Linked DNA regions of Mus musculus: all the other regions are linked to region 2. Evidence: chromatin contacts called from ENCODE Hi-C or POLR2A ChIA-PET data. All regions are on one chromosome and are shown on one strand. The core of a region is the stretch at or near the end of the contact, and the rest is flanking DNA. Distances in the headings are between cores, read along the strand shown. Region 1 holds the start of Zfp583 (zinc finger protein 583). Region 2 holds the start of Peg3 (paternally expressed 3). Region 3 holds the start of Olfr1344 (olfactory receptor 1344).

Evidence for each region. A loop is a pair of places that touch in the nucleus more often than their neighbours do. ChIA-PET counts read pairs that join two places held with the same protein, here RNA polymerase II (POLR2A).
Region 1: POLR2A ChIA-PET joins it to region 2 with 10 read pairs in embryonic stem cell. The contact joins the promoter of Zfp583 here to the promoter of Peg3 in region 2. POLR2A ChIA-PET finds 5 or more read pairs at or near these places in 3 of 5 experiments (Patski and embryonic stem cell).
Region 3: a map of gastrocnemius shows a loop between it and region 2 (2.2-fold over the local background). The contact joins the promoter of Olfr1344 here to the promoter of Peg3 in region 2. A Hi-C loop is called at or near these places in 5 of 37 maps with a recorded cell type or tissue (Patski, gastrocnemius and left cerebral cortex). POLR2A ChIA-PET finds 5 or more read pairs at or near these places in 2 of 5 experiments (Patski and embryonic stem cell).

What each region holds. Positions count from the first base shown.
Region 1 is chr7:6,328,688-6,332,528 of GRCm38, forward strand. It overlaps Zfp583 (zinc finger protein 583), which reads right to left and starts at 1,747. Exons shown (of 5, transcript NM_001033249.3): 1 at 1,383-1,747; 2 at 568-629. The coding sequence starts at 576.
Region 2 is chr7:6,728,909-6,732,442 of GRCm38, forward strand. It overlaps Peg3 (paternally expressed 3), which reads right to left and starts at 1,511. Exons shown (of 9, transcript NM_008817.2): 1 at 1,350-1,511. Usp29 (ubiquitin specific peptidase 29) reads left to right here and starts at 1,675. Exons shown (of 8, transcript NM_001360502.1): 1 at 1,675-2,394.
Region 3 is chr7:6,438,429-6,442,282 of GRCm38, forward strand. It overlaps Olfr1344 (olfactory receptor 1344), which reads left to right and starts at 1,474. Exons shown (of 1, transcript NM_177061.3): 1 at 1,474-2,439. The coding sequence starts at 1,474. The coding sequence ends at 2,439.

The DNA.
Region 1 (3,841 bases), core at 497-2,996, 400 kb before region 2:
ACGCATCTGGGAGGCAGAGGCAGACAGATCTCTGTGAGTTCAAGGCCAGCTTGGTCTACAGATCGAGTTCCAGGACAGCCAGGGCTACATAGAAAAACCCTGTCTTGGAAAACAAAACAGCACCATCCCCAATTTGATACATCGGATTTCTGAAAATCATCTTGAACATGAGTTTCTGCCAAATGCCCAAACTCTGGACCCCCCAAAAGCCCTCCTATTTCCTTTCAAACCAGAGATTGTAGAGAAAAGCTACCACACACATCTACACCTCTAATACCCACAATATGAGCTTACATAATCCCACCAAAAAAAATGTATTTTTGCCTCTTAGAGTGAGTTCCTAAGAGCACTGAACCCACAGGCGAGGCTGAACTGCGTCCTTGCTGGCCGGGGGAAAGGGTGCTCTTAGCTTAGTCTTGGGGGACTAGCTCTTGTGTTGCAGTGGAGAACAAGAGCAAGTCACTGGAGAGAGGAGATTTTGTCAGGCAGCTGAATTTCTGAAATCAAAGTGGTTTAGCCTGACTGATAAATAAGGTGGCATTCCAGGGAAAAAGAAACGCTTCTTACCTTGGACATGGCGTTAAAGCTTCAAGAATGTATGGCTGTGTTTCTGGGAGCAGGGAGGTGTCCTAAGAAAGTAAAGTGGACAGAAACAGGAAACTGTAAGTTCCAGGTGTATCCTGCAGCCCCAGCATCACACCTCTGTCCTTCTCCTCCCTCCACAGACATGCATTTGAGGTATCCCTACATTTAACAATGCTTTTCCTATGTACTGTATAGTTCTGGGACTCAACATATATTTTATGTCTAAGTTATCTCTTTCACTTATGTCTGAGCAATTTAAGACTGGCATTATTAGATTAGAATCTTCCACCTTTCACACATGAAGGTTTACATCATTGAAGATACACAAGGCAATAGTTGAGAAAATAACTGTGCCAAACTGGAAACTAGACTGGAATTTATAGTGTATAGATGACGTTAAAAGGAAGTATATCTCCACCCTTTCCATAAGGATGAGATGTAGGCCATCAAGTGAAGCTACTTTGCACAGAGTGGGTAGCAAAGGGACCATGTGATCTAGAAGACAGTGGACCAGGATCAGGATACCCTACAAATGCCCCCCCCCGCCCTTCCCCCCCTATGATATCTCATACTGTCACATATTTTCCAGCACTGTCTGTCTCAAACAGTTACACTGTTTAGATGCAATGAAATAGCCCTATACACTGTTATTCGGGCCCATACATTGTCACAGGCTCCATCCCAGCTGGTAGCAAAAGTCTTGCTGTAATAATATCACATAGTCCCAAATGCAGCCTCAAAGCCCCTCATGGCGTCTTTATCCCCACATTCCACATTGTCACAGACCCCCCTTGTACCTGGTGGCATAGTCTTGTGTATTCACACACATCCTTATGGGATCTCACAGTCTCATACACCATCATAGGCCCTTCAACACTGTGACATGGTCTCATAGTGCTACACCTATTGTCCCAGCCTCTCACTCTATGTCATAGCCAGCATTCAGTCTCACAAACTGTCACAGGCCCTGACAGTACTCTTGGCACAGTCTCAAGCCTCAGGCCTTCACAATAAAGTGGCTTGGTCTCAACCCTGTCAGATAGGTTTCCAAACACATTCTCCCACATGCTGTCATATACAGTCAACACGCTGTCACAACCCCTCAGTTTCAAGCAGTATTCAGTCTCACAGCCACAGGCATCTCGTACACAAGGTGTGGTCTGACACTGCCACTCAGATCCCCACTCCAAAGTGCTCACATATAATACACCCTCCACTGTGCAGTCACCCACACTGTCACAGCCTTTCAGTCTTACACAGTGTATGCAGTACCAGACCCCCTCACACGGTGTGGGGTCTCACTGTCATATGAGTCTTCAGACACATTCTCCCACATGATCCCTTATATTGTCACAATCTGTCACACACAATGTCACAGCCTCGGTCTCACACAGTATTTAGTCTCACAGTCAGAAGTCCTTAATACACAGTGATCCAGTCTAACACTGTCACTCAGCTGATCCCTCCCCGGTACAATCACATACACTGTCACAGTCTTTTAGTCTCACAGAGTATTCAGTCACAGGCCCCCCTCATGCAAGTGGGTGGTCTCATACTGTCACACACATGATAACCACCTCAGTCTCACACAGTGTACAGGCTCAGCCACAGTCACTCACTCATGTTCCCACACACATCCCCTAGCGCTATCACACACTGGCACAAGCCTCTCTCTCTGTTTCATGTATCTCCATACTCACAGTCACAGGCTCCCCCCATTATGGGGTGCTGTCTTATAATGTCACATACATTGTCACCGCCTCAGTCTCACATAGTTGCAACCTTACAATCATAATAGGCCCCTCATATACGGTGGCGTGGTCTCGCACGGTCACTCTGCACCCACTACACTTTCTCCCACGCGGTACCTTGATCCTCACCGAGCGTCTCCTCAGTCCTCGTCACCTCTCACTCGGCGCCGAGGCAGATCTGGCCGGGGCCGGGGCTCGATCTCGCGGCGCCGGTAGAGCTCACAAAGGCGCGGCTGCGGAGCGACTCCGCGCAAGGGCCTCTGGGAGGTGGAGTACTGCGCTTGACTGGAGCGGCGTAAGGCATGCTGGGAACGCCTTTTAGGGCGCGGCTTTCGGGGGTCCTAGAATCTCCGCTGAATTCTGTCTCTTCCCTTCCGGTCGTCAGAACCAGAACTCACTCAGGCTGCGCAGGAGCTGCTTGCTCTCCTCGGTCTCTTAGACGAGGAGTCGGGGGTGGGGGTAGTTGTGGTGGTGGTGGTGGTGGTGGGGGGGCTGTGCTCGAGCACGCATGCGCAGTGCTAGCTGGCCGGTGCCCTGTCCAGAGCAGCGGATGAAAATTGGTCATCTCCTGGTTCAGGGCCCACGTTGCTGGGTTTCTTTCTCCCTTGTTTGTTTACCTTCTCTCTGCCTTACCTTTTCACGCATCATTCATTACTCGCCTTCTGTATGTCAGACTCTGAAATGGACACAACAATGAACCCCGCCTGACCAAAATCTTCATCTTTATGGAACCAACATAGACTGGGGAGGAAGTGCGCTAGGGCTGTAACCCAATGATAGAGCTCCTGCCTAGCTAGAATGCTTGAAGCCCTAGGTTAAGTCAGCCATTGGGGGGGGGGGGCTGCTAGAAAAAAAAAAGAAGTTGGGGGGCTATTTTGGATAATATTCTTTTTTTTTAATTAAATTTATTCTCTTTACAACCCAATATCAGCCCTTTCTCTCCTCTCAGTACTCCTTTCACGCAAGTCCGTTGCCCGCCCCCCAATTCCACCTTCCCCATTTTTGAGGAGAAACCACTTCTCTGGGTATGAATTCCCCGTCCCCCCCATCAAGTCACTGCTGGACTAGGCACATCTTCTCCCACTGAGGCCAGATAAGGCTGTCAGGGATGTAGGGGTAGGGATCCACAGGCAGGCAGGCAGCAGGCTCAGGGACAACCCCTGCTCAAATTGTTGGGGGACCCGCATGAAGACCAAGCCGCTCATCTACATATGAGCAGGGGCCTAAGTCCAACCCAAGCTCGCTCTCTGTTTGTTGATTCAGTCTCTGGCAGACCCCAAGGGTCCAGGTTAGTTGACTCTGTTGCTCTTCTTTTGGAGTCCATGTCTTTTTCAGGTCCCTCGATCTTTCTCCCAACTCTTCCTTAAGACTCCCCGAGCTCCATCTTATGATTGGGTGCAAGTCTCTGCATCTTTTTCCGCTGGCTGCTGGGTGGAGCCTCTCAGAGTACAACCATTCCCTCCCCGCCCCACAAACACACTTTTTTTTTTTTTTTGAGACAGGAT
Region 2 (3,534 bases), core at 261-2,760:
AGGCCTTGTCATTCAGAATAATAACCCCTCCCTAAAGCCCACCTCCTGCAGCCATCTGGGCTGTCACTCATGATGGCACCTATTACAGTTTCTGTCTGTGGCGCGGGTATAACCAGCAAAGGTGAACAAGGTCCTGTTGTCTGTCAGTCACTCAGGACGATAGCCTCTCCCTCCAGACAACCGGGCGACACTTTTTAACTCTTCATAAACCCCACAGTGCTCCTCATAAATGGAGCCAGATACAGTCCAGGGTCAAAAGACCCGTCACTTGATGTCAATTTGAGGCTCTGCAACCAAAATCTAGCCACAGAAAAATGGATTGTTTGAGCCTGCCGTTCCATCCTTTAAATGGAAGGCCGCGAGATGGCAGCATTCGTGCGGCAAACTAAGACTGAGTGAGGGTCTAGGCCACTCGGCCAGTCAGATAAGCCGACAACTGGGGTGCATCTTTACTGCCAACTAGCAAAGGAAGAGCCAGAGGAGCTAGCACCCCATAGACTCAAGCCACTTCGGCCTTTTAGTCTCTTTATCTGATGCTAAAGCGGCGCCTGCGCGGCAAATCCGCGGTCATTTCAAGATGGCGCCAAGCGGGCTGGGCCTGCTGAGTCCGCCATGGCCCCGCCCCCACCATAGGCAGCCAATCAGGATAAGCCTGTGCAGCAAACCTGTCTCCACCCTCCAAGATGGCGCCAACTGGGTGGAGCCGAAAAGTATCTCACAGCTTCTGCTTTAGTCCCGCCCCTAAGCTGCCCTCAGCCCCGCCCACCGCCACTGCGGCAAAACAAGACCCGCCCCCAAGAACAGTGCCGCGCTTAGCGGTAGATGGCTAGATTGCGAAGACCCTGCCAGCCAGACGACCTGGCGATCGGGTTAACCGCATAGCCCTTAGACTTTGCTGAGCAAAGAAAATGAAACCACAGAAGAGGTTGCTCAGAGACGGCACTCTGATGTCCACTGTGGTGGTCTTGTAACAGGACTTCTGCATCATCTGCGTGGCTGGCCACGCAGATGAGACAGGGAGCCTGGATTCTCCCGGGATTCTGGGTGGTTCACACCTAAAGCCCTAAGACCCTAAGATCGCGGGACCCTGAGGCTCCGAGGCCTGGACCTATAGAATACCTCTTTAAATCCCTGTCACCTAAATGGCATCCCTGCGGCAACACGGCCGCTCCGTGGTGATTCCCCCTTCCCGAAGGCGCAGTCTGCAGCCTTGTCAGTTACCCTTGGGAGCCGTGATATGGTCTGCCGCCCCTGGCCCGCGGCAACGCACCCCAAACACCATCTGAACTCTGCAGACGGTATCTAAGAGGGTGCATGCTGCAGAGCAGCCAGGTGGCCGGCTGACTCACCTCCCGGAGCACAGCACTCTACGCACACACCCCGACCAGGGTCGGCAGTCTAGTGCACCCACACTGAACCGGGCGCCCGGCGGCGCCACCAGCCCAGGGTGGACATCTCTCCGCTTCTCCTCCGATGCTCGTCCTCCCGCGACTCCTGACTCCCCAGCGTCTGCAGCAAGGGCTGCGGGACACCTCCTTGTCAGGGTCCTCTGCAGAGGCGGAGCTTCCTCTCTAACCAATCCAAGACCCCATTCCCCGCTTTGGGCCCTCACCACGCCTCCCACACCCTGCCAATCAGACTGCTGTTGTCAAGGCAACAGCTTGGCGCCAAGGCACGGAGTTGACGTCAACGGAGTCAGTGTTAGGGGCCCCCAAGCAGAGTCTGGAAAAGGGGGATGGGATGTGGGTGTGAAGGGATGCAGCCCCCCCAAAAGAAATCGGGGTGAATCAGAAATACCTACTAATGATGCCCCAATGCAAAACCTGAGAAGAGAGAGAGGGAAAAACGACAAGCATATATTTGTCTAAAATCGGGAAAAAAGAAAAACCATGAAAAATCGAGACAGAAACACATACGTTGAGGTCTAACCACGAACGATAAAGGTGGAAGAAAGGACTTTTCTGCCTGCAACACCCAAGCACTAAGCTAATTTCCTTAATAAACGAAGAGCTATTGGAAACCAACAAGGGAAGGACAAAAGCAAAGCAAAAAAGGGGGCAAAAGAGACCGCAAGTCACAGGACAATGCAAATGGCTGGAAGAATCTTGACCTGACTGTCTGCATAGCGAAACGCCAACCTGAGATACCGGGTGAAGGCGGTTTATGGCAGCGCGCTGAATCGCATGTGGTCAACCATCATTGCGTGAATCCACTGCATAGAATAGCAAGAAATTGCGAGGAGAGCAAGCAGGTAGATTACCAAGCCTGCCTCTGATAGAAGACATTCCTATGTCACCAGGAAAAATAACGGAGGTATCGCTGCCATAAAGGACCTGGATCGGAATAGATCCCAATGAAATAAAACCCGTTGCCGAAGTTTGTAGAAACGAAATGGTAAGTGGTTTTTTTTTTCTTTCTCTCTTTCTTTCTCTCTCATTTATTTCTTTGTTAAAAAATATACAAATGTGGGCAAAGCTTCTGGAACAATTTGCAAAAAAAAAATTTTTAACTGGTTACCTCTAGGAAAAGGAATGGGGGAGGGGAGAACAGACTACAGAAAGATGATTTTGGCTTTATTCTCTGTGCCCATGAATTTCCTTGGCAGATAAATGGTATTTCTTCCCTGGCAGTAAAATCGATGAATTATTAAAAGTTTGTTAATGTACTATTGATGGAACCATTTCACTGCCAAGAAATTTAAGGGAATAAGCACAGGTGTGTGAAAGACTAATTACAGGGGTATTTACGGAGCATCTTTTCTTATGACTAAGAATGTACTCTGCAGAACAGATTTGAATTCCAGTAAATCCACAAATTGTATTTTTGTGTGTCTGCTAAAACTCCGGGTTGTATTTTTTATTAGACACGTAAAATGCACTGTTTTAATTTTAAAGGAAAAAATGCAAGACCGTGGTCCATGGGTTAAAAGCGATTTTACCTAAGAGCATAGCTAATCTGATACCTCGGATTCAGTTTTATATTTATACTGAAAGACTTAGCCGTGCTTGCTTGCTTGCTTGCTTGCTTGCTAGATGATAGTGAAGTGGTGGGTTTATGGATAGGGTATGCAGTTTTAATTCCCCAGTCCTGAGATGGGGTTTCTCACCTCACACAGATTCATAAGCATAAAACATGAATGAACAAGGCATACCGCGCAAGTGAATGTAACACTATGCTTAGGTCTTTGACTATTCATTCTGCTCCCCGGGAGAGCTGTTTAAACAATGCCTATGCTTAGGACCCCCACAGTGATTGATTTTGGAGGCACCCCCCCCCCAAAATCTTGTTAAAGTCTTTGGGGGGTGTTAATTTAACATACTCAAAAGGACTGGACCCTCTCTATTTGCAAAACCAGTTTATCTCTAGGTCCTGGCTCATCAGCTCTCTGGGAAGTCAGTAGGCTGTAAGAGCTCCCGCAGAGATAAGATCTCCCCTTTGCCTCAGTATTTTCCATGCTTACTATCGCTCCAAACTGTACACAGTCTCTTTTCACCCACTCCACAGCCTCACTACATGTCTTTGGCTCATATACGT
Region 3 (3,854 bases), core at 224-2,723, 290 kb before region 2:
AACACATGAAACTCAAGAAGAACAGAGAAATCTTGTATATACATGTAACTAAAATTTATAAAAAGGAAAAGCCCCGAAGTATTATTAGATAAGGAACCTTCAAAGAGAGATGGAGACAATGATAGAACAGAGAGGAATTTTCCTAGCTTTTCTCTCAGGGTGACCTCCAGTCTCACATCTAGAAAAGGTAGATGGGGCCCATGGGGACCCAGGGCCGAGATCAACCCACTGAAGCCTCATTACTGATGGCCAATAATGGGTTCTTGTGAGAGTCAAGTGTGGTCCCAATGTCCTGACCTAGGGAGAGAGCAAGGCGAGGAGCCTTGTAATTGCTCCCCCAGTCCCTCTGTGTCAGAACTCTCTGTGGATCTGGGTAGAGGGCTTTAACTCCTCCTACCTGATCACAGCCTGGATAATTTGCTGTTTTTCCTGCTTCCGAGCCCAGGAGCCTCGAGCATACTGTGTATCCTTGGAGGTGGGAAGCATCTATCTACTCCATGATGGGGATGTGTAGCTATGGAGCAAGTCTGAGTGCGGAACTGGGCAAAGAATCCATGTGGTAAAGGAGGCGATAGGAGTTTCTGGGAGGTGAGTCTGTTGAGGCTTCAGATTCGTAATGGACACCCACAGGGAATGAATAAGATGTTTTGTGATCCAGAGAGCCCGTTGTACAAAGCAATTGTGTGCACATAGGGCAGAAATGCTCCTGAGCGATTTGTTCTCTCTCCATCTTTCTTCTATCACGGTCTTGACCCAATATTTGCTAGGTATGTCTATAGGCATGTCTCACAATTGACTTCCAAGTACCTATGACTTCAGTGGGTTTATAACCACTGGAAGACTTGGATATTTGTGTATCTCAGGTCCAGCTCATGGAGAAGAGAGGGAGAGAGAGAGAAAGAGAGAGAGAGAGAGAGAGAGAGAGAGAGAGAGAGAGAGAGAGAGAATTCTTTTACAAAACGATATGAATAATGTATTTTAATTTATTTATTTTCTTCTCTCACTGTCTTTCTGTTTGTCTCTCTGTCTGTCTGTCTGTGTCTTTGTGTGTGTGTTATGTGGAGGTTAGGGTTGGTTGCCTCCTTCCATTGTGTGAGTTTGTCAAAGATTAAGCTCAGCTCATTGGGCTCTCACTCAAAACCTTTATTTTATGAGGGAAAAATTCAGACTCAGAAACATTTTTTCCTTCAATATATGTGCAAGTTACAACAGCAAGCTATTGTAACCATAAAGAGGCACGGGGGGGTGGGTGAGGGGCGGGGGTAAACAAGATGTAACTTAAGAGTTGGAGTGTGTGTGTGTGTGTGTGTGTGTGTGTGTGTGTGGTGGGAGGAGAGGGAAAATGAGGCGGGAAAATGAGGAAGGAGAGTGCTGGGAAGGGAGACTAATGGAGAAGGAGCTGGGTCCTGCCATCCCTTACACTCCCAGCTCAGACTGTCTGCAGTGACCCTGCTATTTGTCTCTGTCTCCAGGATGGGCCCGGGAACCCTCAATGATTCAGGAACCACAGAGTTCCTGCTGCTGGGACTGTGGGCCCCACCTTCCCTGCGCCCCCTGCTGTGGGCCTCACTTCTTCTAGCCTACCTCACCACTGTGCTGGGTAATGGTGCCCTAGTGGGTCTGATAGCCTTGGACAGACGACTGCATCGGCCCATGTATCGCCTGCTGACCCACCTGGCCCTGCTGGACACAGCCTATGTGAGTACCACGCTACCGCAGGCGCTGGCACACATGACCATGCGCAGTGCCCGCCTCTCCCTGGTACGTTGTGGCACGCAGCTGTACGTGGGCATCTCCCTGGGCAGCTGCGAGGCCATCCTCTTGGCAGCGATGGCCCTGGACCGCTGCCTGGCTGTGTGCAGACCGCTGCATTATGCGACCCTGGTGACCGCCCCCCGCTGCGCAGCGCTGGCTGGAGCATCCTGGACACTGGGCTTTGCACTCTCTGTACCCAATGCGGTGGCTGCACTACGCCTGCCCTTCTGTCCTGGGAGGGCAGCGGTGGACCACTTCTTCTGTGAGCTACCTGCGGTGCTGAGGACAGCGTGTGCGGACACCACAGCCAACTACAGGCTGGTCTATGGCCTGGGCGTGCCCATCCTCCTGGTACCTTTGGTCCTCATCCTAGCCTCTTACACCTGGATTCTGGCTGCTGTGCGCAAGTTGCCTTCTGCTGGAAGTCGCCACAAAGCTTTGTCCACCTGCAGCTCACATTTGGCTGTGGTGGGGCTCTTCTATGGCACGGTGAGTGCCATGTACCTGCGGCCCAAAGCCTCTAGTGATCTTCCTGCTAGACACCATAAACTGGTGGCAGTTTTCTACCTGGTGGTCACACCTGTCCTCAATCCACTCATCTACAGCCTTCGAAACCGTGAGGTCCACATGGCAGCTCGCTATGCCCTGGCCCGGCTGCGGGGGACGCGCATTGTGTTGCACTAAGCGACTTCTGCGGGGCACAGAATTTTCTCTCAGTCTGGTCTGTTCAAATTCCATGGAGGTATCTTCTTTTGTTTTATTTTTAAGTTTTTGAGAGAGGATCTCAGTATAGCCCTAACTAGCCCGGAACTCGTTGGATAGACCAGGCTGGATTCGAACTCACAGAGATTCACTTGCCTCTGCCTCCTGAGTGCTGGAATTAAATGGATATGTCCCTACATAGAGATTTCTTTGAAAAAATCTTGAATATTATGTCTTTATTGACATAATTTCTCAGACTGTATTTTGATCATGTCCATTGCCCATGCCTTCCCTAAAATCGTCCAAGATCTAACCTCCCCCCCCCCCCATCCACTCCTCAACTTAATAAAATCACTCCTTGGAGTCCAGTTTGTGCTCCCTAGATACTCATGGGTGTGGAGCCCTTTAATGAAGCATGGTTGACTTACCAGTGCATACCAGAGGAGCACTCTACCTAGAAGTGAGTCACATTCCTGCTGGAACTTTCAAATAAAGAATTAGATGAGAAATGCTTTCAGAGTTGCTGTGGCTACTGCACTGCTGTGACTGTGAAGGGAGGGAGAGGGGGGAGGGAGGAATGGAGAGCGAGCAAGAACAGATAAAGCAAGAAAGAAACTTGGGGCTGCACCCAGAAAACTATTAATGGCCATTGGTGTCTGAATATTACAGAATATCTGTGCATCTCTAAATCTGCAGTGAGGATACTTGGAGGGGCTGGAGGAAGGGAAGAAAATGGGAAAAGCAATGTAATTCTATTTTAAGTAAAAATGTATAAAAAATTGAAAAAATAAAAGCATTTATTTTATACATATGTGTGTGTGCCTGAGTGCATGTGTGTGCAGCATGTGTGTGCAGCATGTGTATGCAGTGTCCAAGGACACCAGAAGGTGCTGGATTCCCTGGGACTGAATTTACAGATGATTGTGAGGAACATGTGGATGCTGGGATTTGAACCCAGGTCCTCTGCAAGGTAGCCAGCACCCTTAACTGCTGAGCCATCTCTCCAGCCCTAACTCTTTTACTTTTTAAATTACTTAAAAATGTAAAAATAATTTGAAGATAGCAGGGCCTTGCTTTAGCACCCCTGACATCAGGCAAAAAGCAAACTCAACAATCTCAGAAACCCAAAGGTGGTGGGGCAGGCCTGTTATCTCAGCACTCGGGAGGCAGAGTCAGGGGGACTGAAATTCATGGTACGTTGTGATGATGTTTATGAATATTTTCACTCACACTACGTACTTTGACCATATTTACCCCAGTACCTCTTCTTTCTGACCTCCCAGACTTTTGGTCCTCTATGTTTCTCTGTCCTTAAAACAAGACTAGAAATGTTTTGAGGTTTTTTCCATTTAATAAAATGTCTATAGGTATCTTATAAATCTTTTATTGTCTTGACA